2 separate regions of the Homo sapiens genome follow, and region 1 is linked to region 2. A link is an interaction called in ENCODE POLR2A ChIA-PET data of the cell type or tissue named here. Cell type or tissue: OCI-LY7. All regions are shown on one strand. Each heading gives the region's core, and the rest is flanking DNA. Links, peaks and the distances in the headings are about the cores only. Region 1 overlaps NIPSNAP3B (nipsnap homolog 3B). Region 2 has its middle 70 kb from the start of SLC44A1.

The links. Peaks named below come from ENCODE experiments on the same cell type or tissue, not always from the same donor. Only the 100,000 strongest peaks of a DNase experiment are listed, where the experiment ranks them.
Region 1: POLR2A ChIA-PET joins it to region 2 with 10 read pairs; 2 of 35 experiments call an interaction of 5 or more read pairs at or near these places.

What each region holds. Positions count from the first base shown.
Region 1 is chr9:104,765,182-104,780,688 of GRCh38, reverse strand. It overlaps NIPSNAP3B (nipsnap homolog 3B), which reads right to left. Exons shown (of 6, transcript NM_018376.4): 2 at 14,154-14,364; 3 at 11,668-11,826; 4 at 9,691-9,840; 5 at 7,781-7,867; 6 at 2,925-7,692. The coding sequence ends at 7,616. Among named protein-coding and RNA genes, the nearest start is that of NIPSNAP3B, 8.8 kb to the right of the region's middle. RefSeq lists an enhancer at 5,196-5,445. In OCI-LY7, for the core only: no CTCF peak of the experiment used is centred there; DNase peaks (open chromatin) are centred at 5,148 and 7,768; H3K4me3 peaks cover 3,408 bases; H3K27ac peaks cover 5,199 bases.
Region 2 is chr9:105,166,551-105,182,057 of GRCh38, reverse strand. No RefSeq gene overlaps it. Among named protein-coding and RNA genes, the nearest start is that of SLC44A1, 70 kb to the left of the region's middle. RefSeq lists an enhancer at 8,222-8,810. In OCI-LY7, for the core only: no CTCF peak of the experiment used is centred there; no DNase peak of the experiment used is centred there.

The DNA of each region.
Region 1 (15,507 bases), core at 2,096-10,095, 400 kb after region 2:
TGGTATAGGGGAAGCTACAAAGGCAGCCTTCAGTGTCCTTTTGTTTATTCAACCAAAAATATAAGGACACAATGTAGCAGTTATACTGGGAAGGTGCTGGGGGTGGTGGCAATGGTGAGCAGGAAGGCGAAGTAGATATGGAAACAGAAATGATACTAATATCGGTGATTCCTTCCTTTTTTCCTGTAATAAGTGCTGTGCAGACAACATATGAGCAGTGCTGATAAATGTAAATGTATTTTTCATAGCTCATTAAGAATCAGTTTCAGAAAGAGATGTCTGCTTATTTTGCTACTTGAAGAATCCCTGTCAAACAGTCCTTTTGAGGAAGTACAAGAGGCTGTCTCTATTTGTGACCTCAGGAATGGCTGTGACAGTGTCGTGAGCAGTCCTTTTCCTGTGGCACAGATCTGAACTTTGTGTGCAGAAAAATCTTGGCTTCAAGTGAGCCAAGATGCCCCCTGAGCATCAGCATCACAACTTCATCCTCCTATCTTGAAGTTCATGTTATAGTGACTTTAATGAAATCATAGAACACTGTTTCTTCGTGAACAATGACGAGGGAGAGGAAAAAACTTTATTGAAAAATAAAAAGGCAGGTAATTTAGATGAAAATATGTTACCCATGAGGTTTTGTTTTTGCTTTTTGTTTTTGTTTTTGAGAAACAGAATCTCGCTCTGTCGTCCAGGCTGGAGTGCAGCGGCATGATCTTGGCTCACTGCAACCTCCGCCTCCCGGGTTCAAGCGATTCTCCTCAGCTTCCCAAGTAGCTGGTACTACAGGCATGCGCCACCACAACCAGCTAATTTTTGTATTTTTAGTAGAGATGGGGTTTCACTATACGTTGGCCAGGCTGGTCTCAAACTCCTGACCTAAGGTGATCCTTCTGCCTTGGGCTCCCAAAGTGCTGGGATTACAGGCATGAGCCACCTTGCCTGGCCCTACCCATGAGCCTTGACTAAAACATTCTTCTATCTGTAGAAAAGCCCAAAAGAACTTTTCCAGATTCAAAAAACTTGGCACTTTGTAATGGTAATGTTTACATTAAGTAAAAAAAAAAAAAAAACCCACTTAGCTTCAGTTTTCAAGTGTTTACTGTGTTGTCATGCACTTCATTTAATTCTCAACACCTGCCCTATGAGGTAAAAAGTACCATTTTACATATGAGTAAATTACAGCTCAGTGGATAAGAAACTCGTCCAAAGGTACAGGTTCAGTCAAGTGGCAGAGGGTTCTTTTTGTTGAAGTTAGGTATCAGTTAAAATTGACCTTGTAAAATCACATCAGCATCAATATACATTAATTTAACAAATATTTATTGAACTTTACTGTATGCCAGATACTTCTCTAGGTACTAGGGGGTACAATGTAGAAGAAAATAGAATTCCTGCTCTAATGAATTTATATTTCAGTGGTGAAAGATGATGTGTGGACAAACACATCTAATGTATTTTGACAGCAATGGGTGCTAAGAAGAAAATAAGACATGGTAATTGGATAACAATGGAGAGAAGTCAGAGATGGCCTTTTCTGAGGAGTGACATGCTCAGAATCGAATAAAAAGAGCAGGAGCAGCCTTTCAAGGTGGGTGCGAAGGATATTCCCGGAAGAAAGAATAAGTGTTGCAAAAGCCCCAGTGGGAAAAAGCTTGGCAAGCTGAGGTGGTAAAAGAGCTATCTGTACTAATGTCTCTTGTACTGAGTTAGCAAGGACAAGAGTGGCAGGGGGTGGAACTGGAGAGATAGCAGGGACCACATCTCACAGGATCTCGCCAGCCTTTTTAAGGTATTTGGATTTTATTGTTAGTGCAACAAGGAGCCACTGGAGAGTTTTAAACAGTAGTGGTGTGACCTACTGTTTCAGAAAGAACACTGGCTACTATGGGAAGAAAGGACAGTAGGAAGACTAATAGATAATGGTGGATTGAACTAAGATGGTAGCAACAGATAGGGAGCTATGGTAATGTTCAGTATCCACTTTGGAGATAGATCCAGCAGGACTTGCTGACAGACTGCATGTAAGGGCTGAGGGAAAGAGAGCTAGCAAGGTGACTTCTAGTTTGTGACCTGAACTAGGTAGATGGTTGTGTTAAAAATGCAGTGGGTATTTCAGTCTGAAGCTCAGGGGCAATGATGGAAAATAAGATAAATGTGTGCAAGTTGGCTGGGCGTGGTGGTGCACGCCTATAATCACAGCACTTTGGGAGGCCGAGACGGGTGGATCACTTGAGGTCAGGCGTTTGCGACCAGCCTAACATGGTGAAACCCCATCTCTAATAAATACAAAAAAATTAGCTGGGCATGGTGGTGCATGCCTGTAATCCAAGCTACTTGGGAGGCTGAGACAAGAGAATCGCTTGCACCTGGGAGGCGGAGGTTTCAGTGAGCTGAGATCGCACCATTGCACTCCAGCCTGGGCAACAAGAGCGAAACTCCATCTAAAAAAAAAAGTGTGCAAGTTATTGGTACGTATATATTTAAGCCTCGGGACTGAATGAGATTACCTAGAGAGAATGAAGATAGGGAACATTCTTGAGCCTGAGATCCTATAACATTTAGAAGAGAAGCTAGCCAGGGAAATTGAGAGGGACTGGCCAGTGAGAGAGAGTAAAATCTGAAGAGTATAATGCCATATGTTGAAGCTCAGAGAATTATTGTTTCAGGAAGGCAGAAGTTGTCAATTATGTCCAACATTGCTGAGAAGATGAGTAAGGAATGTAAATGAGTAAAGGCAGGAATGGCTATTGAATTTGTTAAGACAGAGGTCCTTGGTGACCTTCCTAAGAGTCATTTCAGCATGACAAGGATGCAGACCTAACTGGAATAGATTTTCAGGGAAGACTGAGAGGCAAGGAAGGGGAGACTGCAAATATATGCAAATCTATATTTTTGCTTTGAAGGGAAACAGAAAACAGGACAACAGCTGGTTTACAGAACTTTTATTTGGATTCTTTCCTTGTCTGTTAATAATATAGGCTGCACCTGGGCATCATCGTGCCCTTCCTTTTTGATTCTGCTGTTTTGCTTTTAATCCTACAGGCATTTCTTCTGGCAGGAGCCTTGTACACACTCTGGGTGGTTCATGACCACCACGGACTTGCCCTTTCAAGGCAGAAGCCTGTGATTCAAAAACTTCCATTCCTTCCAATCGACTATTATAAAACTCATTTTGTCTAGTGCCCATACTCCTTTACCTTAGGATCCTGGGCCAACTGTCACTAAAGAAAACAAACCATTTCCTCCTCCTGGGGGAATGTGCTTCTTTCAAGAAGGTGCTTAGAGAATAGACATTCTAGGTGACAGCAGTTATGAAAGAGGTGTCTCTAATGAACCTAACACTTCTTCCAACATACTCCAGGTTCACCCTCCTTTGAAGACAGAAAGTACTACAACTTCAGTTGCCACCCTAGTCAGGTTCATAGGATTTACTCAGTAGGTTAAGAGATGGTGCTGAGAATGAAGTCCAGAGTTTGAGTCTACAAGTGGCATTTGCTTCTCCTTTGGGACTTCTGTGGCAGGGTGTGGAACCAAATCAGATTGGTTGCATATCTGTTTCTCTTCCTGAAAATACAATTCAAATACCTTCATAGTCTGTGACAGCAACTTATAACCAACAGACAATGGTATTATTTTTATTTATTGATGGCACTCCCCCATAGCCAGAACTTCTACTGAGTCATTCATCGTGTATTCCAGGAATACTTTCCAAATGGAGTAGTGAGGCACTTCCAATAACAGTTATGTAATCTGTTAACAGTGGCTCAAAATGACATGTGAAGGAATGATGTACTTCTTTTTTCAGACTCACAGATCTCATATGTTAATTCAGTCAACAAGTACTTAGGGCTTATCACATGCCAGGCACAGGTAATATGACAATAATGAAAACAAAAACCCTTGCTGTCATAGAATTCGGTTTCTAGTGGGAAGAGACATACATTAACAAATCATATATAAGTAAAACATTAATTATGGTGATAACAGAAAAAGAAAGCAGGGGAGAGGGATAGTGTCTTAGTTCAGGTTGCTGTAACAAGAGTACCATAGACAGGGTGGCTTAAACAACAAACATTTCTTTCTCACAGATCTAGTGGCTGGGAAGTCTAAGACCAGGGTGCCAGCATGAAGAAGTTCTGGTGAAGGCTTACATTCTGGTTTCCTCACAGTGAGGGCTCTTCACGCCCTTATAAATGCACTAATTCTATTACCCACATGACCTCATCTAAAACTAACTCACAAAGGCCAAACCTCCTATGTTGAGATTAAGGCTTCAACATAGGAATTTTGGGGGGACAAAAACATTCAGTCTCTAGCAGATAGGGGCCACTGTGGGAGGGGATTACAATCTTAAATAGGGTTGTCAGGGAAGGCTTCATGAGGGCAAAGACCTGAGGAGGCATGGAAATGATCCACGCAGATGCATGTCTGGGGAAGAGCATTCCAGGCAGAGGCAGTGGGAATGGACCCTCAGGTAAGAGCATGTTTAGCAAGTTCAGAGAAAAGCCTCTTAGGTCAGGTCTGGAGCGAGAGTGGAAAATGTAACAGGACAGATCATGTAAAGACTTGTAGACCACAGTTAGAGGCTTGGACAATAACTCTGAGGATGACATGAAGGTATTGGGAGGGGGTGTTGAGCAGAGGAGTGATATGATCTGGTTTATATTTTAGATTATTCTGACTGCTATGTTGAAAATAGGGTTGAGAGCAGAGGGGAAGGGCAGCACACCAGTTAAGACCACTTCCCAAAAATCCAGATGATGATGGGCTTGAACCAGGAGAGTTGCTATAGGGATGTGAAGCAATCAAATTCTAGATATTTGGGACCTGCTGACAGGTACATAATGGTGTATGAGAGAAAAGGCAGTGTGAGAATGACTCTGAAGTCTGTGGCCTGAGCAAAACAGAAACCTGGAGTTGCCAATAGCTGAGATAAAGTTTCTGGTTAAAGATCAAGAGCTCAGTTTTGGACAAGAGGGGTGTGAGATTTCTAATAGACATTCAGGTGGAGGTGTGGGGAACACACCTGGATGTGATGAGCCTGGAATTCAAATTCACATGTGTGAATTTGAAAAAAGATTCAGAAAAGAGGTGTGGACTGGAGGAGCTATCCACACACAGATAGCATTTGAAGCCACAAGACTGGGGGTGATGACGCAGGGAGTAAGTATAAATAGAAAAGAGAAGTGGTCCAAGGACTCAGTCCTTACATCAGAGGTCAAAGAGACAAGATGGAGACTAGGAGATATGAAGGCTTGTGCAGTGAGTGTTTCGGAGAAACGAAGAAACTTCCCAGAAGAAAGGAGAGGTCAACTGCTAACAAGTCAAGTGAAATGAGAACTGGGAAATGAGTTGACAAGAGCAATTTGGCTGGCGTGATCAGAGAATGTTTAAGAGATAATGTGAGGGAAGAAAATGGAGGCAGGAAGTATGAACTACTCTTTTGAGTCATATTGTAAAGGAAAAAAATGGGGTGATTTTACTCTTTTTTTTTTTTAAAGATAGGAAAAAAAAGTATATTTATATGCTGAGGAGAAGAATCCAGTTGAAGGGGAATACTGTGGCTTCAGGAGACAGGAAAACTGCCTAAGCCACATCCTTCAGCAAGTGAGTGTTCAAGTGGAGGGTTTGTCTTTGCTTGGGGCACGGGCGGTTCATCCACAGTGAAAGGAGAGAAGGCAGGGCATGTGGGGTTGGCTGTAGAAAGCGGGCAGACGGGGTGGGAACTTATGAAGACTCTTCTGATTGTTATTTTCTCTGTTAAGTAAAAGGAAAGGTCATTGGCTAAGAATGAAGATGGACGCGCAGGTGCTGGGAGTCATCGAAGAGAATGAAAGAATGAATAAAATAGAGAAAAATACAATGCTATTATATAAACCTATACATTTAAATTACTTTCCTCTTCAAATTAGACCCCCTGGAAGGCAAATCTCTGTCATGTTAAGTTTTAGGAAAAGTCATAATCTACTTGGAGCTAAGTATGAAGAATAAGGTATATGATTTAAACCACATAATTCTATTTTTGCTTAAACCGGGGAAGCCTTTAAGGTAACGTAGAGTGTACCCATTAAAAAAGATAAAAATGTCAGCTTCCCCTTCCCTTTAAATATAGTAAGGCTCAAAGGTAATTGATGTTCATAACCCTAAGGTACTATAACAGTCTGAAGCAAAATATTAAATGTCTTCTGTAGTATTTTAGTTAACTTTTAATTTTATTGGTAATTTATGTGTAGTTAACCACATACTTGTGCCTCAACTATTTCACATAAATGTGAGATGTCTTAGGCCTCTTTGAACTCTGCATGGAAAAGAATGCTGAGGAGGTATGTCTGTTTAAGCTGCCACTGCCTGCCTCTCATAAATAATATCTCACATTGCATAATAGCCCAGATAAACTGCAGATCGCTTAGAGCCTGATAAATGAGAGGAAACTGTACAGTTTGTTTTCCAAATTGCCCTTGGACAGCTAATTCACAATTTACTATTTTATAGCTGTAAGATTTTAAAAATATAAAATAACATAGCTGTAAATACAGATTATCAGAAGATAGTCTGTAAAAATGTAAATATAATATAGCTGTAAATATACACTATCGGAAGTACCAAATCTAGTTTTAGTAGGTAGAGGCATCAAGTAAAATGGAAATGAAAGATGTTTCAAGGAAAACTCCAGGACATCTGTGGCAGTACTAAAGAAACCTTCCTTCTCAGGTTCCCAGCATGCTATTTTATTGATGTAACAACATTTTCAATAAAGTTGGTAAATTATCACTATATTACTGTCTTATAGCAACATAGCAAGAGCTTTAGAGATCATATAAGTATAAAATGTGAATTTAAAAAAACAATGAATATGCAGGATTTTTATTAGGGCAAGCGTTTCCATAACCATAAATATTTCTTTAAAACAAATAAATGTCCCAAGATCTCTGTTAGTGATCCAAACTAAGTAGAAATTAGTAAAATTAATTATAAATGAACAATTTCAGCATATAAACCAACAAGTCTTTTCTAGATTTTTAACACTGTGACCCAATTGCATTATTTTCCAAGTTAGAATGACTAATAATCAATGAATGTAAAAGCAATAATTAATACAGATGACATTGTACTTTTCCACAGTAAAGAAATAAACAATCTAATATTTTTATAAATCCCATTTTATATCACAAAATAACCTTTACTAAGCAAATTTTTTTAAAATCTCAGGAACTATAGACATGATGAAAAGATAGATATTTTATATAAATAATTCAAAAATACTGTCAGGCAAGGAAATGTAAAATCCTTATTTGAGTAAAAGAAAATGCTATAAAGCAATGAGTTATCAAAATACAGAAGAGGTATTCTAAAACAAATGAAAAACCAAGATGATGAAATAGTGACAACTACTTCTAATGTGTAACAGATACTGAAATGCCAAGGTGAAAGTGAACTGAATTATTTCTTAAAGCAGTGGAGAATATGTAACTTTCAAAAATGCAAGAAGCACAGCAAATTAACTAATTAACTTACCACCTCCTTCAAATAAAAGCGAGAACCTCTTGGGAGAATTTAAGCACCATTAGCAGACACATCTTAGAGCAGTTAATGAAATGTTTTGTATTTCAGTAGAAAACTATTTCAATGGTGAAAATGATGCAGGAATCAGAAGCATATTCTGCTGAGAAACTAGGTAGTTGACACTTTCCCGAACTGGAAAAACATTTCATAAGAAGGCATACAGTTATTGGTTGAATCACATTTGTTCTAAAAATAATTCGTGCTTAGTGAAACAGCTTACCAGCCGCCACAACTCTGGGATCCTCATGGGACTTATGTCTCCCAGCTGCACGACTATCTGCACTCTCATTCCACCAAAGAACATGAACTGCAGAAATAAACCACAAGTAGTTTCTGAAATATATGGCAATAGCAAATAAGAAATATTGAAAAAGTGAATCAGAAATGTTGTCTTATTCTTTAAATCAAAATCAAAAGGTAAAACTAAATATGTTAGTTATAAGATTTCAGAGGGATCAGAAATTTGGAAGATAAATTTATAAGTTAAACTGGAAACATAAGGCTGAAGAGAGAATGCAAAGAAACACAGCTTAAGGCACAATTAAGACTAGACCCGAGTTTAATGACTTCCTACTATGTTTTATTTTTTAAAAAAAGCAGATTATAAAAAATTGTTTACTGTAGAAAATTTAGGTGATACAAAGAAAAAATAAAAGTTAGTATAATCTTAACTGCCTAGATAAACCTTTATCAACATATGGTGTGTTTCCTTTAAAAAAAATTAGTAAACCAAATTAGGGTCTTAGTGTATATTATACTTAGTAACAGATTTTTTAAAATGCTGCAACAATGTGAGAATTTTCTATGTCAATGATATTAATTTTGAATGACAAAGACACCAAAAACAATCATGATAAAAACAAAAATTGACAAATGGTATCTAATTACACTTAAGAGCTTCTGCACAGCAAAAAAAAAAACAAAAAAAAAACTGTCAACAGAGTAAACAGACAACCTCCAGAATGGGAGAAAATTTTTGCAAACTACGCATCTGACAAAGGCCTAATATCCAGCCTCTATAAGGAACTTAAACAAGTTTATAAGAGAAAAAAAGAATCCCATTAAAAAGTAGGTAAAGGGCATGAATAGTCACTTTTCTAAAGAAGACATATATGAGACCAACAAACTTATGAGAAAATGCTCAATATCACTGATCATTAGAGAATGCAAATATAAACCACAATTAGATACCATCTCACACCAGTCAGAATGCCTGTTACTAAAAAGTCAAAAAATAACAGATGCTGGTGAGGTTGTGAAAAAAAGGGAACACTTACACCCTGTTGGTGGGAGTGTAAATTAGTTCAACCATTATGGAAAGCAGTATGGTGATTCCTCAAAGAGCTAAAAGCAGAACTGCCATTCGACCCAACAATCCCATTACTGGATATATACCCAGAGAAATATAAATCATTTTACCATAAAGACATGTGCACGTGAATGTTCACTGCAGCACTATTCACAATAGCAAAAACTTGGAATCTTTTCATGAAAACCTATATGCCCACCAACAACAGATTGGATAAAGAAAATGTGGTACATACACACCATGGAATACCATGCAGCCATAAAAAAGAACCAGATTATAACTTTTGTGGGAACATGGATGTAGCTAGAGGCTATTATCCTCAGCAAACCAACAGAGGAAAAGAAAACCAGATACCACATGTTCTCACTTATAAACGGGAGCTAAATGATGAGAATTTATGAACACAAAGAAGGAAACAACAGACACTGGGGTCTACTTGAGAATGGAAGATGGGAGGAGGGAGAGGATTAGAAAAGATAACAATTGGGTACTGGGCTTAATACCTGAGTGATTAAATAATCTGTACAACAAACCCCCATGACATGGGTTTACCTAAGTAACAAATCTTCACATGTACCCCGTGAACCTAAAATAAAAGTTAAAAAACAAACACCAGTTCAGCATTTGAAAAAGGCTCCATAAAGTATTAACATTCTAAAAAAATAAGATGTAAAATAAGATGCTTATAGATTTTTTCAATCCTATAAACAACAAACTCTAAAAATTTGGAGATAAAAATTAAAACAGGTACCAAAATGAAAAAGAGAGACGAACTGATCTAATACACATGGCAACTTCATAGAACAAATGGACAACTGTACCTCTGTTGAGTTCTCCATATTCTGTGTGGAAAACACCAACTACTTTTGTGTAGCCTAAATTGACATGGGCATTAATTGCTCTTTCAAATGCATCACCCCACAGAGCTGGCCCACCAGGTTTCATCTGAAAAACAGCTAGTTCATAGACTCCTAGAATAGGGAGAAAAATAATTATTTCACAGAAGACATTCAAACAATTTCTAACCAGGTTTTCCTGATTTCATTAGAAGGCTAACCAATGAAGTTAGAGGATAATCCATGTATACATACATATGCAGTCACATTTATTGATTCTCTGCATTATTTTTCTTTGCTTTTATGTTTAGAAAGTCTTTGTCCATGTTTAAGGGTCAGTTGTTAAAATTAATCATAAAGAAAATAAAGAAAAAGGACTGGAAGCTATATATAAACTACACTCTGAAATATTTTTAATCTATAAAATTTGTCAGGAAAACAGATACTGAGAATGTATAATGAAGCAGAATTTTCAAGCTGCCTGTCTACACTTTTTAAAAAAGAAATGCATAAGAGAAGTACTTTCTGATATCCTACATTTCCTTCTCCTTTTCAATTTTGAGAGGAAATAACTTTTTCCTTTGTATAATTTTCTCCGGTAGGATTCTATTTCTAGTTGACCCAAAGTCATGTCTGAGCCTTTAAGGAAAAAAAGAAAACCCTCAAGGAGATGGTTTTATTCTTCCTAAATATCCAGGTAAATGCTTAAAAACCATTCTACCTTCTGGCCAGAAGTATAAGATGGGTGGAGAGAAAGAAACTAGAGGACAAGGTAGATTGGACAAGAAAAAGGAAAGAAATACAAAGTTACTAAAGAATTATGAACAACATAGAGGAAGGGAACTATTAATAAGACTTGACACTGAGAAGTCAACTGTTTTACTTAGTGCTGAAAGTTAAGGGGAGTTTTAAGTACATTAGAATCCAAACAAGACTTTTCAAATCTCTTATAATCTAAAATAAAATACAAAGTTGAGTTTATGGGAGACATAAAATGAAATTTAAATTAGTTTATGCTTTTCGAATCTGACCTCTGTTTAAAATTAGATAGAGGTAATTATTTCCTTTAGTGAGCAAGAAGTGAAATCAGGAAGAAGACAAATCTTTTCAAACTGAGAAACAAGAAAGAGGAAGACACAAAAGTTAAACTACAATAATGTAGCTTAGCAGTGTAAGTTAATTCATTCCCCCAAAACAGTCAGTTTACAAGCAAAGATGTACTTAATGATTTAAGATTAGCTGACTTTGTGGAAAAAATACTTTTATATTTAAAAGTTTATACATTTTAAAACTGTGACAAAATTTCATGAACTACGACTCATCTACCTACACCTGTTTTCCTAGCTCCCAAGCCCCACTTTTTCACCTGTATTGACCATGTCAACTTTTGTTAGGCATCCGTTAGATTTCAATATGGAAAAATACTTCATTTTTTGTTTTAAGGATAAGCAATGTTTAAGGATAAGCTCAATGTTTTAAGGATAAGCAAAGAGCTCTAGAACTCTAATTCTCTTTTTTTTTTTTTTTTTTGAGACGGAGTCTCGCTCTGTCGCCCAGGCTGGAGTGCAGTGGCGAGATCTCGGCTCACTGGAAGCTCCGCCTTCTGGGTTCACGCCATTCCCCTGCCTCAGCCTCCCTAGTAGCTGGGACTACAGGCATGCACCACCACACCCAGCTAATTTTTGTATTTTTGGTAGAGATGGGGCTTCACTACGTTGACCAGGCGGATCTTGAATTCTTGACCTCAAGTGATTCGCCCGCCTCGGCCTTCCAAAGTGCTGAGATTATAGGCGTGAGCCACCGCGCCCAGTCTCTAATTCATTTTTATCTCCAGACTCATCATATATTATTATATAAAACAAAGAATTATATATTTTTTTCCTATAGAACTTTACTCTTTATAACTTTAGGTCTTTAGTATTTTACTCATTAAAACTCATAGTCTAAGAGGGAAGAACTCACCTTCTTTTGGAGGCTTTTCTAATTTGGACCATGGTATCAGGTAAGTAATTTCCGTCTCTTGTTTATCAATGCGAGCCAAATTTGGAATGATAGATTGTTCTTGCCATTCCTTACAGTTGGCTAAGGCTTTCCGAACTTCAGCTCGATGAGCAAAATTATCTATGGGAGGAAAATAGTTAAGAAAATGTTTTTTTATTTAAAATCGCCCATATTTTTACTTGAATTTTACTCAGTTCAGCAAACGTGCAAGGCCATATGGGAACCCCATGTTATTATGTCGCTGGAGATGCCAACATAAATATATGTGACAACTGCTCTCAAGTTACTCATGGTCTAAAAGGGGAGTTGAAATGTAAAAAACTAACTTAATTGACATAGAATGGGCTTTATAGGCTCTAAGACTTTCTTAGGAAGTTGTGTGAATTAGGTTCGTTATTCAATCTTTCTGTGCCTCAGTTTCTTATTCTGTGAAGAAAATAGTATAACATCTACCTCCAGTGTTGTTGTGAGGATTAAATGAATTAGTACATGAAAAGAGCTTAGAATGGTGTTTGGCACCTTAGTTAGTACTCAGTATATGTTAACGATTCTTATCAATGGAAGCATTTGATTTATAGAGAAAGACTATTTTTCCTTGGTGGTGGGTGATTAGGTCAAGGTACACTTTGAATCAAAGTTAACATAAATGAAATTAAGATGCACTTTTTAAGCCTCTTTTTTGAACAACAGCTCCCAATGAAATAGTGCTGATTCTTTTATTTCTTGTCAGTAATTCTTTTTCTCTACAACTTATTTCTCTTCTTTCTAAGTTACCCAAACAGGTATATACATTTACCAAGATATGGGCCTAGTATAGTCAGCCCTCCCTCTCCACAGGTTCTGCATCTGTGGATTCAACCAACTGCAGATTAAAAATATTTTTTAAAAATACAAGTGAAATAATATAGTATAACAACTACTTACATAGTATCTATATTGTATTAGGGATTAAAAATAATCTAGAGATGCTTTAAAGTATATGGAAGGATGTGTGTGGGTTTGATGGAAACAGTATGCTGTTTCATATAATGGACTTGAGCTGAATCTGGTATCTACAGGGGTTCCTGGTACCAACCTCCTGCAACCTCCTGCAAATACAGAGGGACAACTATAGTATATTTACTTTTAGGGCCTCCTAAGACTAATAGTAAATGAATTATATGATTTATGCTGAGGATAAGGAATAACACCTATCTTACAAGTGAATTGTAAAGACTTTACGAGCAGTTTAATGGGACACAATTAAACTTGTGGCTCACCTAACGCACATAAGTGGATTATATATGTGGTTTATCTAAAGCATATAAATGAATTATAAACACTTTATTAGCAGTTTTTTCAATGGGACATGTTTCAACTTGTGGTTTATCTAAAGCATAAATTATGTTTTAATAGGGTCTGTTTTATTATAACAGGGAAAAACTAAAGAGTTACGTCAAGCATAGAATGAACACTTTTCATATTAAATTACTTTATGACTATTAACTTTGGACACTGATCACTAAACAGTAAATGAAATTATTAAAAGTTCTTTAGGTATCCTCAAGTCCTGATGTGGACTGTTAAGAACAGACATGGAAGTAACAAACATTCTGGGGATTCTTGTTACTTGTTCTCTTTCCTCTACTAAACCAGGGGTAGGTCAGCTTCAATATGGGAAGGACTGTCTCTCATTCCTTTTCCTTACCTCCCTAGGGTAGTATGAAAGAATTCCTTGAAACTCTGGGGTACAGAAATGAAAAAAGAAGTGGTCTCTAAACATAACAGAATTATTAAATCTCAGAGTTGGGTGACGCTTAAAAGTTAACTATCATCCTTTAAAAACCTCCATTTTTATAAAGCTCCCAAATGGGTGAATTATTTCTGCAAAAATGCTGATATCCAGCCCTAGCTGTAACAATAATAAGAAAAAAAAAATTATCTTATCCTAATGACACTCCTTTACCCAAGAACTGCAATTAGGAGTCTCATAAATTTACAAAGCTTTCTCCCTTATTTAGCCAGTATTCCATCTTCGTCAATACCATATACATTAGTTACACATTTAAAACATTTTTATTAAATATACATGTCTTTTGGCAGGCCCAACGGTGATCTTAACCCACTTGAACATTTACAATTACTGCTTTAAATTTTTCATGAGCTATCTTTATAGCAAACGATTCTAACATTTTTCTGAGGATTAAAGTCTAATTCACAATTTTATGGTTTGATATATGAGACTGCATGTTTTCTCATTTATGATAACATAAGAGTTCAAGCAAGGGGTGGTTAGAGGTGTACCACTGGGAAGAAGATCTGCTAAATTTATTTTTTTGGTATTGCTTTTAAAAAGTCTTACTTAACCTGTATGTATCTATGGTAATATAGATCCAAGAACTAAGTCTTATGTTACATTTAACAGAATGAAAATCTATACTGAATACTAAAACTGGATGACTCTTTACCATACTTCCAAATATGAAACACTTTATTCGTTCTGCCTCCAAATTCTACACTCCAGAATCCAACCAATTCAGAGTAAGAGGTCCGAAGATGAATGTTTTTCTTAAGATTTTCCATGAACGCATTCATATTTGAAGGTTTAAGGTAATAAGTACGAAATTCATAGAACGTTCCATCGTATTGTCTAGGGCCCGTAGCAAAAGATGAACACACCTGAAGGAGGTAAGACAAATGTAAATATCTTGGGAAGGTACAATTACAGATTTGGTTACAACCAAATCTGAGTCTGGTACAAGGAACACACATAGACTCATTATCCATTGTTTACTTTTGTTGTCAATTCTCCATATACACTTGTTTACATAGAGATGTCAATAAAGATAACTACTCTTAATTCTGATGAATATATAGCAACTGTTTCCTAGCAGGGGTCTACCTCTAGCCATTTTTTCACGAGAATTTGCTCACAAGAAGGCTGTGGGATCATAATGATACTCCTTTACCGAAGAACTACATTTAAGACTTAGTCTCTTTAATTTACAAAGGGTTTTCCCCTGTTTAGCCAATATTCCATCTTACTCAATACCATATGTATTAGTTCCACACATTGAAAAAAATTTATTAAGTACACATGCCTTTTGGCAGGCCCAAAAATACGTTTACTAACAAAAAACTCTTGTTTTTAAAAGGTTCCTAAAAAAACAGGAAGGGCTATTCAGGTCAAAGTATTTCCTGAATCTACTGATGAAGACTACCGGTCAAAAACAGGACTGGAATGTAACTAATATAAAAGGAAGCTATAACTTATCCAATTGCATTGTACTATGGGTGTATACTGCATAAAGGCTGAAAAGGAAAAAAACTCAACAAATGAGAATTGTCTCCATCATTGTTTCTAATTACAGATGCAATATCAAGAAGTATGTACATTTAGTGCACTCAATTATACCAAGTTTATGGAACTATCCTTTAAGAACCACCCTTTGTAATAGTCATATGCCCAATGGGTAAATTTTCTGTCCTAATCTGGCCCTCTGAGCCTGAGTGAGCTTAATGTTCAGTAGCAAATGCCCTGTCAGAAATTATCCAGTCTGTCTGTATGTACGTACATGCAAATATTTATGTAAACACACGTGTATACACAGACCACTCCCGTGGCATTCTAGTTTACAAATCCATTCATTTAGGCATGGTTAGCATGTGACAATTTCCTGAGGCTCACTACCCAGAATAATCTATCGCAACAGTTTCAGTAGGCATCTTTCACTGACATATTTTTGGTTACAACATGCAAATGTCTATGTAGTTTGTGTGCATAACGTCTTAATTATAATTGTCTATCTTGAGTTCATTCAT
Region 2 (15,507 bases), core at 2,684-10,683:
AGCTCCTGGGAAGAAGCTTGGCTCAGTATCCTTGGCAGATCACCCCTCAAAGTCTCCCTCAGGTATATTCTAAGTGAGGACGGATCCCATATATACCTCACTTAGGCTTTACTCTGCTCTGCAAGCACAGGCAAGACCAGCTACATCTTTGCACGCCACCCCTGGTTCTTAGTAGGCCAAGAACCTCAGAAACTGGGAGGGCACTAAGAGCTGTATTTTAGAAACTGTGTTGAAATTACATTTATTCAGCTTTGTTCTGGGTGGGCCCTGTACCTGGCACTGCTAACAAGTGTTTCAAGAAGGTGCGAAGGAGATATTTTTCCAGGCAAAATAGAATATATTTCCTCTTCAGTTTCATTTGACTGCTTGTTTAAAAAAAAATATGAAGATAGTACAGAGAGTTCCCATATACCCCTCATCTAGTTTCTCCTTTATTAACATCTGCCATTAGTGTGGTGTATTTGTCACAATTAATAAACCCATAGTGATAAATTATTGTTGGCAAAAATCCATACTTCATTCAAATTTCCTCTGTTTTTTCCTAATGTCCTTTTTTTTCTATTCTAGGATCTTATCCAGGATACTGTATTACATTTAGTCAGAGTGTCTCCCTGCGTTCCTCTGGAGAGGACTTTCCTTACTTTTGATGACCTTGAATATCTCGAGGAGTATTGGTCAGGTATTTTGTAGAATGTCCCTCTGCTGGCATTTGCCTAATGTTTTTTTCATGAGTAAACTGGGGCTATGTGTTTTTGAGAGGAAAACCAGAGTTAAAAATGCCATTTTCATTATATCATGTCAAGGGTACATACTGTCACTGTTGATGTTAACCTTGATTGCCTGGCTGAGTTAGTGCTTGTCAGGTTTGCCTACCGTCAACTTCCTCTTTATCTTCCCTGTTTTCATACTCTACTTGTCGGCAGAAAGTTACTATGTAAAGTCTGTGCTGAAAGAATTGGGAGTTATGCTCCACTTCCTTAAGGGTGGAGTATCTACATAAATTATTGGGACTTCTGCACAGATTTGAACCTTCTCCCATTTATTTTTCAATCATTTATTTCTATCAGTATGAACATATGGATATGTATTTATTTATTTATTGAGACAGAGTCTCACTCTATTGCCCAAGCTGGAGTGCAGTGGCGCGATCTTGGCTCACTTCAACGTCCATTTCCCAGGTTTAAGTCATTCTCGTGCCTCAGCCTCCCAAGTAGCTGGGATCACAGGCATGCACCACCGTGCCTGGCTAATTTTTGTATTTTTATAGAGACAGGGTTTCACCATGTTGGTCAGGCTGGTCTCGAACTCCTGACCTCAGGTGATCCACCCACCTCGGTGTCCCAAAGTGCTGGGATTATAGGCGTGATCCACCGCACCCAGCCTAATGTATGGATATTTATTCTATATTTTGGATGAAAGTCCAATACTACTTTATTTATTTTGTTGTATATAATTTTATTTCAAAGTTCTGCTTCTTACAATATGTGGCTTGTGCTCTCAGTGAGATGTCAGGAAGTAGTATTTGGCTAAGATCTAAGATTGCATGCACCAGCATCCTTTTGTGCCTCAGCCTCCCCTCCTTGAGGTTCCCAGGGGAGATAACTGCCAGAGGACAAGGCCAGCACAAAGGAATCCTCTATTATCACTAGATCAGCCTCTACCCTCTGTTAAATTATAAATTTCAAAAGTGAAATAAAAATATGACTTGTATAAAACAACAGAATAAACATGTATTAAAGGTGTTATTTAACTCATTAATTAGTGAAGGAACCAGTAAGATAGTGTACTAGTCAGGGTTTTCTAGACAGACAGAACCACTAGGATGTAAACAGAGAAAGAGATAGAGAGATTTATTTTAAGAAATCGGCCCATGCAATTATGGAGGTTGGCAAGTCCAAAACCTGTAGGATAAATTGCCAGGCTGGAGACTCAGGGAAGAGCCGATGTTGCAGATTAAGTCTGAAGACCATCTACTGATAGAATTCCCTCTTGTTCGGGAGACGTCAGTCTTTTGTTTTATTCAGACCTTTAACTGACTGGATGAGGCCCACCCACGTTATGGAAAGTAATCTGCTTTGCTCAAAGTTCACCGATTTAAATATTCATCTCACCTAAGAACACCCTCATGGAAACATCCAGAATAATATTTGCCCAAATATTTGGGCATCATGGCACAGCAAGTTGACAAGCCTATTTGAGGAATGGGCTATTTGAAGGCAATTTTAAAAAAGAACATCAGAGTAAGGTCACTGGGCTAGATACATTGTTAATATCCTATAGGGCAATACACTACAACCTTTGGGAGTTTCTACTTTTCAGAAATCATTTGCTTCTCTGCTAATCAAAAATCTACAAATTAACATGCAACATCACTGATGATTCTCAACCTTAATTAATAGTAAATAGCAAAGTCATAGAGGATACTGTCTCATTGCATGTTACATAATTCTTGGATGAGCCTTTTCAACAATGAATGGTTCAGTGGGTCACGAAAGGACAGCTTGAGGGCGAGGTGCTGTGGCTCCAGCCTGTAATCCCAGCTACTCTGGGGGCTGAGGCAGGAGGATCCCTTGAGTGAAGGAGTTTGAGGCTGCAGTGAGCTGATTGTGCCGCTGTACTCTAGCCTGAGTGACAGAACGAGACCCTGCCTTAAAAAACAAATAAAAAAGAGGCCTGGTGTGGTGGCTTATGCCTGTAATCCCAGGACTTTGGGAAGTTGAGGTGGGAGGATCACTTGAGCCCAGGAGGACAAAGATTCAGTGAGTTATGATCTCACCACCTCACTTCAGCCTGAAGGATAGAGGGAGACCCTGTCTCTAAATAAATAAATAAATAAAGGACAGGTTGTACTCTCTTGAACTAATGTTTTGGGTATTTTTCTTACCATGTCATACCCCAATGTCACCTCCTATGAAATTGCAAGAGAGCATTTTGCCAGCCTATGTCGACCTGGTGGCTTCTCCCCAGGCTTCACTTTGTTTCCACTGAAGGAAACAGAAGATCATTCCCAGTGGGGAGGTAGCTCCATGCCTCTCTCTCCCTAGTCTAAGAAGAAAGAGAAGACTGTGAAGAGATAACAGCAAAAGAGGTATCTGAGAGGGGCCACAGAGAACTTTCAGAGGGCTATAGAACTTTAGCTTCTTTTCTTCTCACACCCAAAGCACCACTTCCTGGCAGAGTGGTCCAAGAAATACTAAATCTGATCAATGGATTGATTGATTGATTGAGATGGAGTCTCGCTCTGTCACCCAGGCTGGGGTACAGTGGTGCGATCTTGGCTCACTGCAACTTCCGCCTCCTGAGTTCAAGCAATTCTCCTGCTTCAGTCTCCCAAGTAGCTGGGATTACAGGTGCCCACCACCACACCTGGCTAATTTTTTTATATTTTTAGTAGAAGTGGGGTTTCACCATGTTGGTCAGGTTGGTCTCAAACTTCTGACCTCAGGTAATCCACCTGCCTTGGCCTCCCAAGGTGCTGGGATTACAGGCTTGAGCCACGGCCAAGAAATACTAAATTTGATTGATTTATATCAACATCCTGTTCCTTGATGGTGGGGTAAAATGAGGCTTGATGGAGTGATAGAACCTTAATTTTCCTCAATAAAGCAAAATATCCTAACGTGGCTTCCAAATTTTAACATCGCGCAATTGTACGAATTTTTATTTAATGCCTTTCAGACTGAGTGTTGAGGGCCAGGCTGTGTCTTCTACGGCTTTGCATTCTCCACAGCATCTGGCATTAGGCCCGGCATATTGCAGGCACTCTATAAATGGCAGCTGCCTGAATAAGGGGGTATTATCATTTGGGGGTTTTGTTAAAAATGGGATCACGAAGGAGAAAGTGTTTGGAGGAGGCTGCATGAACAACTCGCTATTCGTAAGGCCATGCTGTGAGGGGGTGTTTTGAGGACACACTATCCCGGAAGAAGTGGCTTCCAGAAGCACAAGAAAGCCTTTTATTTTGTGAAATGAGACCCAGATGGCAATACCAAATAACAACAATTATGATGATACATTTTTTATAAAAGATCCCAGGCCTGACAATGTCTGGCTTTAAATTATAAATTGGCTCATTATCAGGAAAAAAATATTTATTGAAACACAGCAATGACCAATGAGCTCATTATCCTAAGGTGGCAGCCAAGAAGTCCTAAGACACAGACCTGTTGTAAAAATCAGGCAGTTATTTGTGCAAGCGGTATTTGGTGCATAGCTTCTCAACAGGGATAATTTTGTTCCAAGATGAGTACCAGGGACAGGAATCAGACTTTGGGGTCCTAGTCGATCATCTGGAAAATAGGTCTAATTGGGATGTGTCCCTTGGAGGTTTGCTTCATTAATTTCTGGTTGAGAGCTCAGAAAGCTTCAAATCAGACTCCTCAGCACTGTGCTCAGCCTTATTTAAATACCTACATCAAACTGCTTAGTCTATTTCACTTTATTTCTTAAGCCTCTCTGTTTTTTGTTGTTGCTACATTAAGACTTTCTTAGGAATTTGCCTAGATTCAGCTAACCGTCCCTCTACTTCCTTCTTCAGAAGACTCTTCTTTGTGTCTCCTGGGGCATTTTAAATATTATTTAACATAGAATATACTGAAAGACTCGGATACCTCTGAGGTCACAAATAATAAAAGGGAATGTACCAGAAGATCACCTGGAGTGATGGTTTCTACGACAAGCAGCCTGGTGGAAAGAACTTATGTGTCAGATGGCTCTGAAAGGGAATCAGGAGTCTAAATGTACTAGGTATTTGACCTTAGACATGTTATTTTATTATTTATTTATTTTTGAGATGGAGTTTTGCTCTTGTGGCCCAGGTTGGAGTGAAATGGCATGCTCTCAGCTCACTGCAACCTCTGCCTCCTGGGTTCAAGCGATTCTCTTGCCTCAGCCTCCCAAGTAGCTGGGATTACCGGCACCCACAACCACACCTGGCTAATTTTTGTATTTTTGGTAGAGATAGGGTTTCACCACATTGGTCAGGCTGGCATTGAATTCCTGATCTCAGGTGATCCACCCACCTTGGCCTCCCAAAGTGCTGGGATTACAGGCATGAGCCACCGCGGCCAGCCCTTAGACATGTTATTTAGTGTTATTGGGCCTCAGTTTCCTCATCAAAAAGAATGAGAATAATACCTACTTTATAGTGTGGCTTTAAGAATTAGAAACAATGTTCGTGTAGTTGTTGCAGCATAGCAGCTACTTAATAAATGAAAGCAATTATTATCATCCTTCCAAGAATGCCAAAGTTAGGAGACCTGGTGGGGAGAAGAGGAGGTTTAGGAATTCTTTCCTAAGGTGTCCTGAGCTGGCAACAATGGTAGTAGGAGTCCCTGGTCCTAAACAAATGTTGCCATCTAGTTCCCTTTACAGCCATCAGCGGTAAAAGAAACATGCTGGCAATGTTTAAAACTCAAAAAAAAAAAAAAAAAAAAAAAAAAGAAGCAGGAAATGGACTGAGTGAGAATCAAATAGACAAGACTGAAAGAAACAACATTTGTCACTCTCAACTAGGATACAGATCACCTCGCTTCATAAACCAGAAATTGAGGCTCATAGAAGTAAAATAGAGTAGTATTTAGGAGCTCAGACTTTGGAGCCAGACTGCAAGACATGCTCTAAATGTGTTTCAGTTTCCTTACCTGAAAATGAGGATTTATCAGTCAGGATAGGCTAGGTTATGCTGTGGTAACAGACAATTCCAGAAATCTCCAAGACAGATAACAAACATTTATCTCTTGTTCATACTTTCTGTGCTTCATGAGTTGGCCATGGCTCCATACCAAGCTTTCTTTTTTTTTTTTTTTTGAAATGGAGTTTCGCTCTTGTTGCCTAGGCTGGAGTGCAATGGCATGGTCTCGGCTCACTGCAACCTCTGCCTCCCAGGTTCAAGCGATTCTCCTGCCTCAGCCTCTCAAGTAGCTGGGATTACAGGCACCTGCCACCAAGCCTAGCTAATTTTTGTATTTTTAGTAGAGATGGGGTTTCACCATGTTGACCAGGCTGGTCTTGAACTCCTGACCTCAGGTGATCTGCCTGCCTCAGCCTTCCAAATTGCTGGGATTACAGGTGTGAGCCACCGCATCCAGCCCATTCCAAGCATTCTTCATCCTCAGACAGAGCCACCACTAGCTGGGACACTGCCAGTCATCGTGGCATAGGAAAGGAGAACACGGCCAAGCACTCACTGATTTTTAATCCTTCTTGTTTGGAAGTGTCACATCACCCTTTATGACTTTTATTGGCCAAAGAAAGTCATGGGGTCACTCCTCTGTTCGACAGGGTGGAGATGGTTTAAACCTCCTACCAGCAAGAATTCTGAAGAAGGGAACCCAAAGTATTTGGTGAATAGTCATCTGGTTTACTACAGGTGATGATAATGATAATAAAAGACCCCCTTGTGGGATGTCCTGACAACTGAGTTATTATTACACATAAAGAACTTAGAAGGGCGAGTGATGCAGTGATGCACATTTTTTTTTTCTGAGACAGAGTCTTGTTGCCCAGGCTGGAGTGCAATGGAGTAATATCGGCTCACTGGAAACTCCGCCTCCCAGGATCAAGTGAATCTCCTGCCTCAGCCTCCCGAGTAGCTGGGATTACAGGTGCATGCCACTACACCCAGCTAATTGTTGTATTTTTAGTAGAGATGGGCTTTTGCCATGTTGGCCAGGCTGGTCTTGAACTCCTGACCTCAGGTGATCCACCCACTGAGACTACAGGAGTGAGCCACCGCACCTGGCCACAGTGATGTGCATTGACTGTAACATGTGTTTGCTGTTATTATTGCTGACCATTATACAGGGGATTAGTGATGGAGCTAGTGAAATAGATCCCAGCTGTCCTAACTGAAAGGCAAAAAAAAAAAAAACCCTTGTATTTGTACTGAGAGCTATGGATCCACAGACAACCAAGGGCAAAACACATGTAAAAACTGTCATAAAGCAGGTTTTAAAAAGAGAGTGAGGAAGCTGAGGGAGAAAGGATAGAGGGAAAGTGAAGGAGAAAGAAAGAAGTGAGAGCGAGAGGGAGAGGGAAAGAAAAGAAGTAAAGGAAGAGGCCAGGCACGGTGGCTCACGCCTGTAATCCCAGTACTTTGGGAGGCCAAGGTGGGTGGATCACTTGAGCTCAGGAGTTCGAGAGCAGTCTGGCCAACGTGATGAACCCCCATGTCTACTGAAAGTATAAAAATTAGCCAGGCGTGGTGGTGCAGGCCTGTAGTCCTAGCTACTCAGGAGGCTGAGGCAGGAGAATCGTTTGAACCTGGGAGGCGGAGGTTGTAGTGAGCTGAGATCGCGTCACTGCATTCCAGCCTGGACGACAGAGTGAGAATCTGCTCAAAAAAACAAACAAAAAAAAAGTGAAGGAAGAGAGAGACACCACCCAGGGACAGAAACTTCAGGGAGACGGGGGACTCAATAACTCCTGAAGCACCATGGTAAGAAGCTAAGCTGCCTTTGTCAATTCCTTCTTTTGGTTTGGACTGGTCTTTCTAGTAGGCTTGTTTTGCCTTTCATTAAACTACTGATTTCCTTCTGCAGCTAGCACCTCTTCCTTTAATTGTTCTCATCAACTTGAGTCAATGGTGGATGGAATGGTCAGGGCACTCACTGAGAAAGGAAATTTCCCCCGGATTCTAGCCTTAGGTGATGAGAGCAATCCTGTCTCAGTTGTATTCAGTGCTGGGGTAAGATCAAGTTGAAAGTTAGGCTCAGGTAGAGGGCTGGACCGCTCTCTTCCCAGGCTCCCAACTGTGACACAGGGTGCAGTGGTAGAAGGTAGGGATGCTGCCTGAATGTGGGACAGGGGATTGTCCCTGAGTCTGCTTACTGGGGCCAATAATAAGAACTAACCTTCGAATATCATTATGTGTACAACACTACTAAGTGCTCACATCTATTAACTCATTAAATCCACAACTCTAGGCTGTATGGTATTGCTTCCATTTTACAAATGCAGAAACTAAGGACACATTGGCACGTAGCTTGCCTGAACTCACGCACACAGTTCACAGCAAGCAGCTGAGCTGGGATGTGAATTCTGGCAGTTTGCTCAGAATCCACGCTCTTGACAACTATAATGCAACATCCTCCTTTCTATTGCCTGCTTGGGGTCCTACTTCAATTTTTTGTGGCCTAATAAAGAGAGTCCTTCTTTTAGGTTCTGGACATACAAAACTTAGAATTTAGTTTGAGGGGCTCATCCTTTCCATGCTTATAAGCAAAGAAAGGATTTTTTGCTCATAAAAGAACAACTTACTGCTTTAAAAAAAATGCTGCTAATTATTATTACTTTGGCTTCATTTGCCATTAATTTGTCTCCAAGAAACACAATCAGCACAAACATTGAGAGCTTCCTTATAGCCTACCAGGAGAGTGTTGGTGGGTCTCAGCAAAGTGTTCCCTTTTGGGAGGTGGCTCCCCAGAGCCCTCGGACACAATCTGCTCCCAGATCCTCTCAAGCGTCAATCTGCACTGATTGCCTGTTCTCAACTCCCACAGGCAACCTGCCTCCTCTTGACTATCAATAGCTGTCACAGCCTAATTTGATTGCTGAGTCAGACAATCAGTCTTAATTGCCTGTTTCCACCTCCAGCTGTGTCTCTTGTGGGCGGAAAAGCCTCTCTCTTGGTGCACTGCCCTTCCCCCTGGATCAGAAGCCCAGGTAGCGGTCCAGGCCACCTGTAGGATCATCTGCAACTTCTGATCCCACAGGTTCCCCATTTTCCTGGGCTGGACCTGGAGGGAGGTGAGGGTTTTGTTCACACACTGAGTCTCTGCTATTAGCCTGTACACCACCCTCACTTGGTCCTGCTCTAGTAGCAGTAAGTTCTTTTATAAGCAAAGAATACTTTCTATGGGGTGGAGAGAATGAGCCCCTGAAACTAAATTCTAAGTTTTGTATGTCCAGAGCCTAAAATCAGGGCTCACCTGCTTTATTAGGCCACAAAAAATTTAAGTGGGGCCGGGCGCAGTGGCTGACGCCTGTAATCCCAGCACTTTGGGAAGCCGAGGCAAGCAGATCACTTGAGGCCAGGAGTTCAAGAACAGCCTGGCCAAAACATGGCGAAACCCCACCTCTACTAAAAATATAAAAATTAGCCAGGTGTGGTGGCGCTTGCCTGTAGTCCCAGCTATTCAGGAGGCTGAGGCATGAGAATTGCTTGAACCTGGGAGGTGGAGGTTGCCATGAGCCAAGATTGAGCTCCAGCCTGGGCATCAGAGTAAGACTCTGTCTCAAAAAAACAAAAAAAGAAAAAGAAAAAAAAATTGAAGTGGGACCCCCAAGCAGGGATTAGAAAGGAGGATGTTACGTTATAGTCATCAAGAGCGTGGATTCTGAGCAAACTGCCAGAATTCATGTCCCAGCTCATCTGCTTACTATGAACTGTGTGCGTGGGCCTGTATCCTCTTTTTGGCTCTACAGACTCACTCTTGCTGTTCTCCAGGCTGCTACCTGTCCCGGGAGCCTGACCTTTAAGGATCAAAGGGCTTCTTTGCTTTTTGGCTTCTGGCTGGGTTTGGGGAGTGAGCAGCCGGAGAGAAGACCTGAGGGAGTCAGGACATGTATTCCCCTAGCATCCTCCCTGTGGGATTTCTTCACATTCTTCCAGATGGAAGGTCAGGCCTTCTCTCAAGGGGTCTTCTCATGACTTTCTGGATTCTATTACGGGCTTCCCTCCCTTGCTTTCAGAGTGTGCTGCAGATGAATTATTGGACTTAATTCTTCACCCCTCCTGGTTTCCATGCTCTTTGCCTGAATGTGACTTTGTAGTTACTCCCCGCCAAAAAGGAGGGATATATTGCCCCTTGCGTTTGGGCTTGGTTTTATGACTAGCTTTGGCCCATGAGATGTGGGTACACCCAACCATCTGCGCCAGTTTCAAGCCTAAGCCTTTAGGAAAAGCCTTAGCATTAAGAGGAAAGCCATTGCATGGGGGTTGTTTTGTTTTGTTTTGTTTTTGTGCCTGTCATCTTCACAGGAAGAGCTTCCCCTGGGCAACTGCTGCCTCTTTAGTCTGGGGCCCAGAATGAACACATGTGGAGTAGCCCAGAGCTTGATCGACAAAGAGGAGCCAAGCCCAGGTGGAGACACCAGCTTGAAACAGAGCCCCCAGCTGACCGCCATTCAACCTGTATGCCCATGAGAAATACATGCGCATGGCTGCATTCCACCAAGAGCATGAGAGAAAGCTGGTGACATCCGCTGCTACCAGCACAGGCATCCCTGCAGGACTCCTTGTGCTTTCTCTACACTCTGCTTCTACTCCATAAATACTTCCTTTACTAAGCCCTCAGGGAACCATCCTAATTTGAGTGTCAGCTGTTTCCTGTACTGACACTGAATGAATGATACAAGCACTGGGCCCAGTCCAGCCCCACAGCCATGTCACATTGTCAGCAAAAGTTCAAAATACTACACTTGAGACCAACTGCCCCTACCCCCATTTGTTTCCCATTTGCTATTTAAACTGAAACCCTTATCTTAGAAGCTGGTCATGAGATCTTATTTTATCTTTTTTATGTGTTAGTTTTTAGAATTTCAACTTGTTATTTGGAAAAAATTTCAAACATATGCACAAGTAGAGACAGCATTATAACAAACACCTATGTACCTGTGATCCAGCTTCAACAATGATGGACATTTTGCCACTCTTATTTGATCTATTCCCCTACTGTTTTTTTTTTTCTCTCTAAATCTAATGACCTTTCAAATTCCAGAGGAATCTAGAGATTCCATCGTACTTCTAATCTTCTGTAATCTCTTGGCAGCATTTGCTGCTATTGCTCACTCTTGCCAATCTGCCATTGCTGTCTCCTAGTTCTTTTATCTCTTGTGACTGCTCTCCATTTCCAGTTTTTGACTCCTGGTCTGGCTCTTAAATGTCAGTGTTCCTGAGGGTTGGCCTTGTTCTTCACCATCTTCTTTCTCTCTATGCTGCCTTCCTGAGTGGTCTCATTCACTCCTATGGCTTAATCTGTAAGCCCACTCCATTTTCCTGGGCTATCCTTTCTGTCTGTCCACTAAGGATCTTCACTTGGAGGTCTGTAAACCCTTCACACTGAGCATGTCCAGCCCCAGCCAAACTTCACAACTTCTTCTCGAACCTTCTCCCTCTCCACTTCTTTTTCTGGATTCTTTCATACCTTCTCTAGTACCCTGCCACATAACTAGATATTGTACACCTCTCCTTACCCAGAGCTGACTATTCCACTTCTGAATGGTCTTTCCAATCCTTCCCCTGTTTCCATTTCCACCCCCTTGATTAAGACCCTCATCGTCTCTCACTTGGGACATTTTAATATTCCCTCTGACTATTCTCTAATGGCTGTTTCCTCTGCTAAGTAGTAGCATCACTTTTCTAAATCACATTATCAAAACATGTTAACCCCAGCTCCAACTTATAAATCTTCTATGGTTCCATTCAGGATATATTCTAAACATTTTGGCATGACATTGAAACCTCTTCACACCTTTTTTTCCTTTTTCTTTCTTTCCTTTTTTTTTTTCTTTTTGAGACGGAGTCTCGCTCTGTCACCTAGGCTAGAGTGCAGTGGCGCGATCTTGGCTCACTGCAACCTCCACCTCCCGGGTTCAAGCAATTCTCCTGCCTCAGCCTCTCAAGTAGCTGGGATTACAGGCATGTGCCAACACGCCCAGCTTTTTTTTTTTCTATTTTTAGTAGAGATGAGGTTTCACCATATTGGCCAGGCTGGTCTTGAACTCCTGACCTTGTGATCCGCCCACCTTGGCCTCCCAAAGTGCTGGGATTACAGGCATGAGCCACTGTACCCAGCCCTTTCACCACCCTTTTTTCTAATCTCACCTCCTGACATTGTCCTCTGTGTACCCTGTCCTCCAAATAATGTGGCTTTGCTTTTTTGTCCCCTAACATATCATGCTTTCATGTGGCCTTTGACATGCTGACCACTGTCTTGTTTTGTAGGATAAAAAATGAGGTTCTAGTTCTCAAATAACAAACACCTATGTACCCATGAACAAAGGTGTTTATTGTTTGAGATTTCGAAGTGCCCCTTCCACAGCTCTTGCCCTTCTGAGATTCTTGATGGCATTTGAATTTGTTCCTCCCAGAGGAAATTGTCAACATGGTATTTAACTTTTTTTTTTTTTTTTTTTTGGCGACAGAGTCTCACTCTGTAGTCCAGGCTGGAGTGCAGTGGTGTGGTCTTAGCTCAGTGCAACCTCCGCCTCTTGGGTTCAAATGATTCTTGTGCCTCAGCCTCCCAAGTAGTTGGGATCACAGGCACGCGGCACCATGACCAGCTATTTTTTTGTATTTTTGGTAGAGATGGGATTTCGCCCTGTTGGTCAGACTGGTCTTGAACTCCTGACCTCGTGATCCGCCCACCTTGGCCTCACAAAGTGCTGGGATTACAGGCATGAGCCACCGCACCCAGTCCGTATTTAACTTTTTGAGCAATCTCCTTAGAATTTCTCTGTTCAAAAGGGGCCCATTTGCCATGGTAATGGTATTGTCTCCACAGACATACTGGCAATATAAAGTTTCTAACTCTTCTGTAGGACTTTGGGTGTCCCTGAGGCAGAAATGATGTGTTACTCATCTTTTTATATATCCCCAGTGCCTGGCACATATGAAATACTCAGTGTTTGTTTGAACTGCATCTAAATTAGTATTGAGACTAGGGAGTAGGATCTGGAGAAGGCACAAATGTTGCCAACCAATTGCAGAGAAAGCTGCCAAACATATAATCTATGAGCTGGGAGGCTGGGGTCACACCATTCCCTGCAGTGAGGGCCTCCAAGCCTGTCGGATGTCAGTTGCATCTGCAAAACTAGGAGTTCAGGGGGAAGGTTGGATTTTTCTTTATTAAACTTGTCATTCCCTAAGGTGGGGCTCTGACAGAAGCCCAGTGAGATGTCAAGCTAAGACAGCTGTTGCCAAACCTGGTGGAGGCATTTCAGACAGCTGGGGATACAGCTGCTGCCGCAGACTTCATTTGCAACAGCCTTTTCTTCTTTAAGGAGGTCAAAATGCTTAACAAATACATAGCAATAGTAAAGCAGCTATGGTATGATGCAGACAGAATTGGATCTGAGTCAGATCACGTGGATCAAGTATCAACTCTACTTCTTATTAGCTGTGTGACTTTGAACAAGTTATGCCACCCCTTTGAGCCTCATTTTCCATACTCATAATACTGACTGCTGTGAAGACTGAATGAGGTAATGTATATGTAAATGTTTTATAAACTGTAGAGCACTGCTCAACTATTAGGTATAATTGGAATACATTAAAATTACATTTAGTCTTCATCTCTCACACACACACATATACACACAGAGTATAGAATAGTGTAATGATTAATTACATGTCAGCTTGACTGGGTCATAGGATAGCCAGGTGTTTGGTCAAACATTATTTTGGGCATGTCTGTGAGAGTGTTTTTGGATGAGATTAACATTTGACTTAATCCCAGCTACTCGGGAAACTGAAGCAGGAGGATTGCTTGGGGCCAGGAGTTCAAGGCTAGCCTAGGCAACATAGTGAGATCCTGTCTCTAAAAAAATAATAAAATTATTTGGGCTTGGTGGCATGTGCCTGTAGCCCCAGCTACTCAGGAGGCTAAGGTGGGAGAATCACTTGAGCCCGGGAGTTCAAGGCTGCAGTGAACTATGATCATGCCACTTGCACTCTAGCCTGGGTAACAGAGTGAGATCTGATCTCTAAAAAAAAAAAAAGCAGATTGCCATCCCTAATTTGCTGGGCCTCACCTAATCAATTGAAGACCTGAATAGGACAAAAGGTCTGAAGAAGTGGGAGCTCCTCCTACCTGACTGTTTGAGCTGGAACATAAGTCTTTTCCTGTCTTCAGGCTTGAATTAAAAAACCAGCTCTTCCTGGGTCTTGAGCCTGCTGGCTTTTGGATTGGTATTTACACCATTGACTCTCCTAGTTCTCAGGCCTTCAGACTCAGACAGATACTTAAAGCATTGAGTCTCCTTGTTCTCAGGGTTTTGGACTTGGATTGGGACTATACCATCGGCTCATCTGCATCTCCAGCTTGTGGACTGCAGATTTTGGGGCTCTCAGCCCCCAAAATTCTGGGAGCCGATTACTTATAATTATCTATCTATCTATCCAGCCATCCATCCATCCTATCTATCAACTATCTGATATGGTTTGCTGTGTTCCCACCCAAATTTCATCTTGAATTGTGATCCCCACGTGTCATGGGAGAGACCAAGTAGGAGATAATTTAATCATGTGGGCGATTACCCTCAGGCTGTTCTTGTGGCAGTGAGTGAGTTCTCACAAGATCCGATGGTTTTATAACGGGCTTTTCCCACTTTTGCTTAGCACTTCTCCTTGCTGCTGCCATGTGAAGAAGGACGTGCTTGCTTCCCCTTCCACCATGATTTTAAGTTTCCTGAGGCCTCCCAAGCCCTTTGAAACTGTGAGTCAATTAAACCTATTTCCTTTATAAACTACCCAGTCTTGGTTATGTCCTTATAGCAACGTGAGAACAGCCTAATACACTATCTCCTATTGGTTCTGTTTCTCTGGAGACCCCTGACTAATGCAAATGGTCAAATTGCGTCAAATTTGCTTATTGTCTATTGTATGCCCAGCTCTCCACTGGGAACTGTGATCAATGCATAAGTTAATATAAGTCATATTTTCCTGATATTAAGAAATTTACAGTTGATTTGGGAGATGAGATCAATTTATTCCTCAATCCTTGTGTTTTTATAGAGGGGAAGACATTTCTACTCCACAATCATGTAGAGCATTTTTCGTGTTTCTTCACTCATTCTTCCCAGGGGATGAGAAGGAACTTCTATGATTAGTGAGCTTGGGCAAAAGTGTTGCTGTGATGAGCGTGGTGGCTGAGCACCTGTTGGTTTCTCATTTCCTAAACTGATAATTGAGAATGCATGCGTTCTGTATTCTTTGCCACAAAAGTAAGCCTTTGCATCAGATGGGATTGGAAAAGAATGATGGTTGTCCAGATCTTTCTGTGACTATATTGGTAGCTTAAGTTCTGGAGAAAAGTATTGGGAGGTGCATTGTACTTTGGCATTTAATACCAGTTCTTATTCTTGATCTCATCCTAAGATATGTTTATTTCTTTAAATATTTACCATCCTGATCTCCTTCCATTTTGGGGGAAGCAACAAGGTACAGATCAACCCTACAAAAAAGAAGGGTATCATGTTTTATGAGCTGCTTCATGATTGGCAAATCCACCACTGCCCACAGTGGAGCTGATCTTTCTTATTATTTTGTAGAGGAATATTAGTGTCTTTCATTAGTCACCTCCTGCTTTCACGACTTTGTCTCTTCTCAAGCTTGCCAGAAATAATAAATTGGGTCCATTAGAGAACCACATGCCACCTGATGGCCACTACCAAGATTACCCAAAGACCAGGTGAAAGCATTGAATTTGCTTGTGTGGGCATAAACAAAGTTCTATCCTCTTCTTCTTTTCTTTTTTTTTTTTTAGACAGAGTCTCACTGTAACC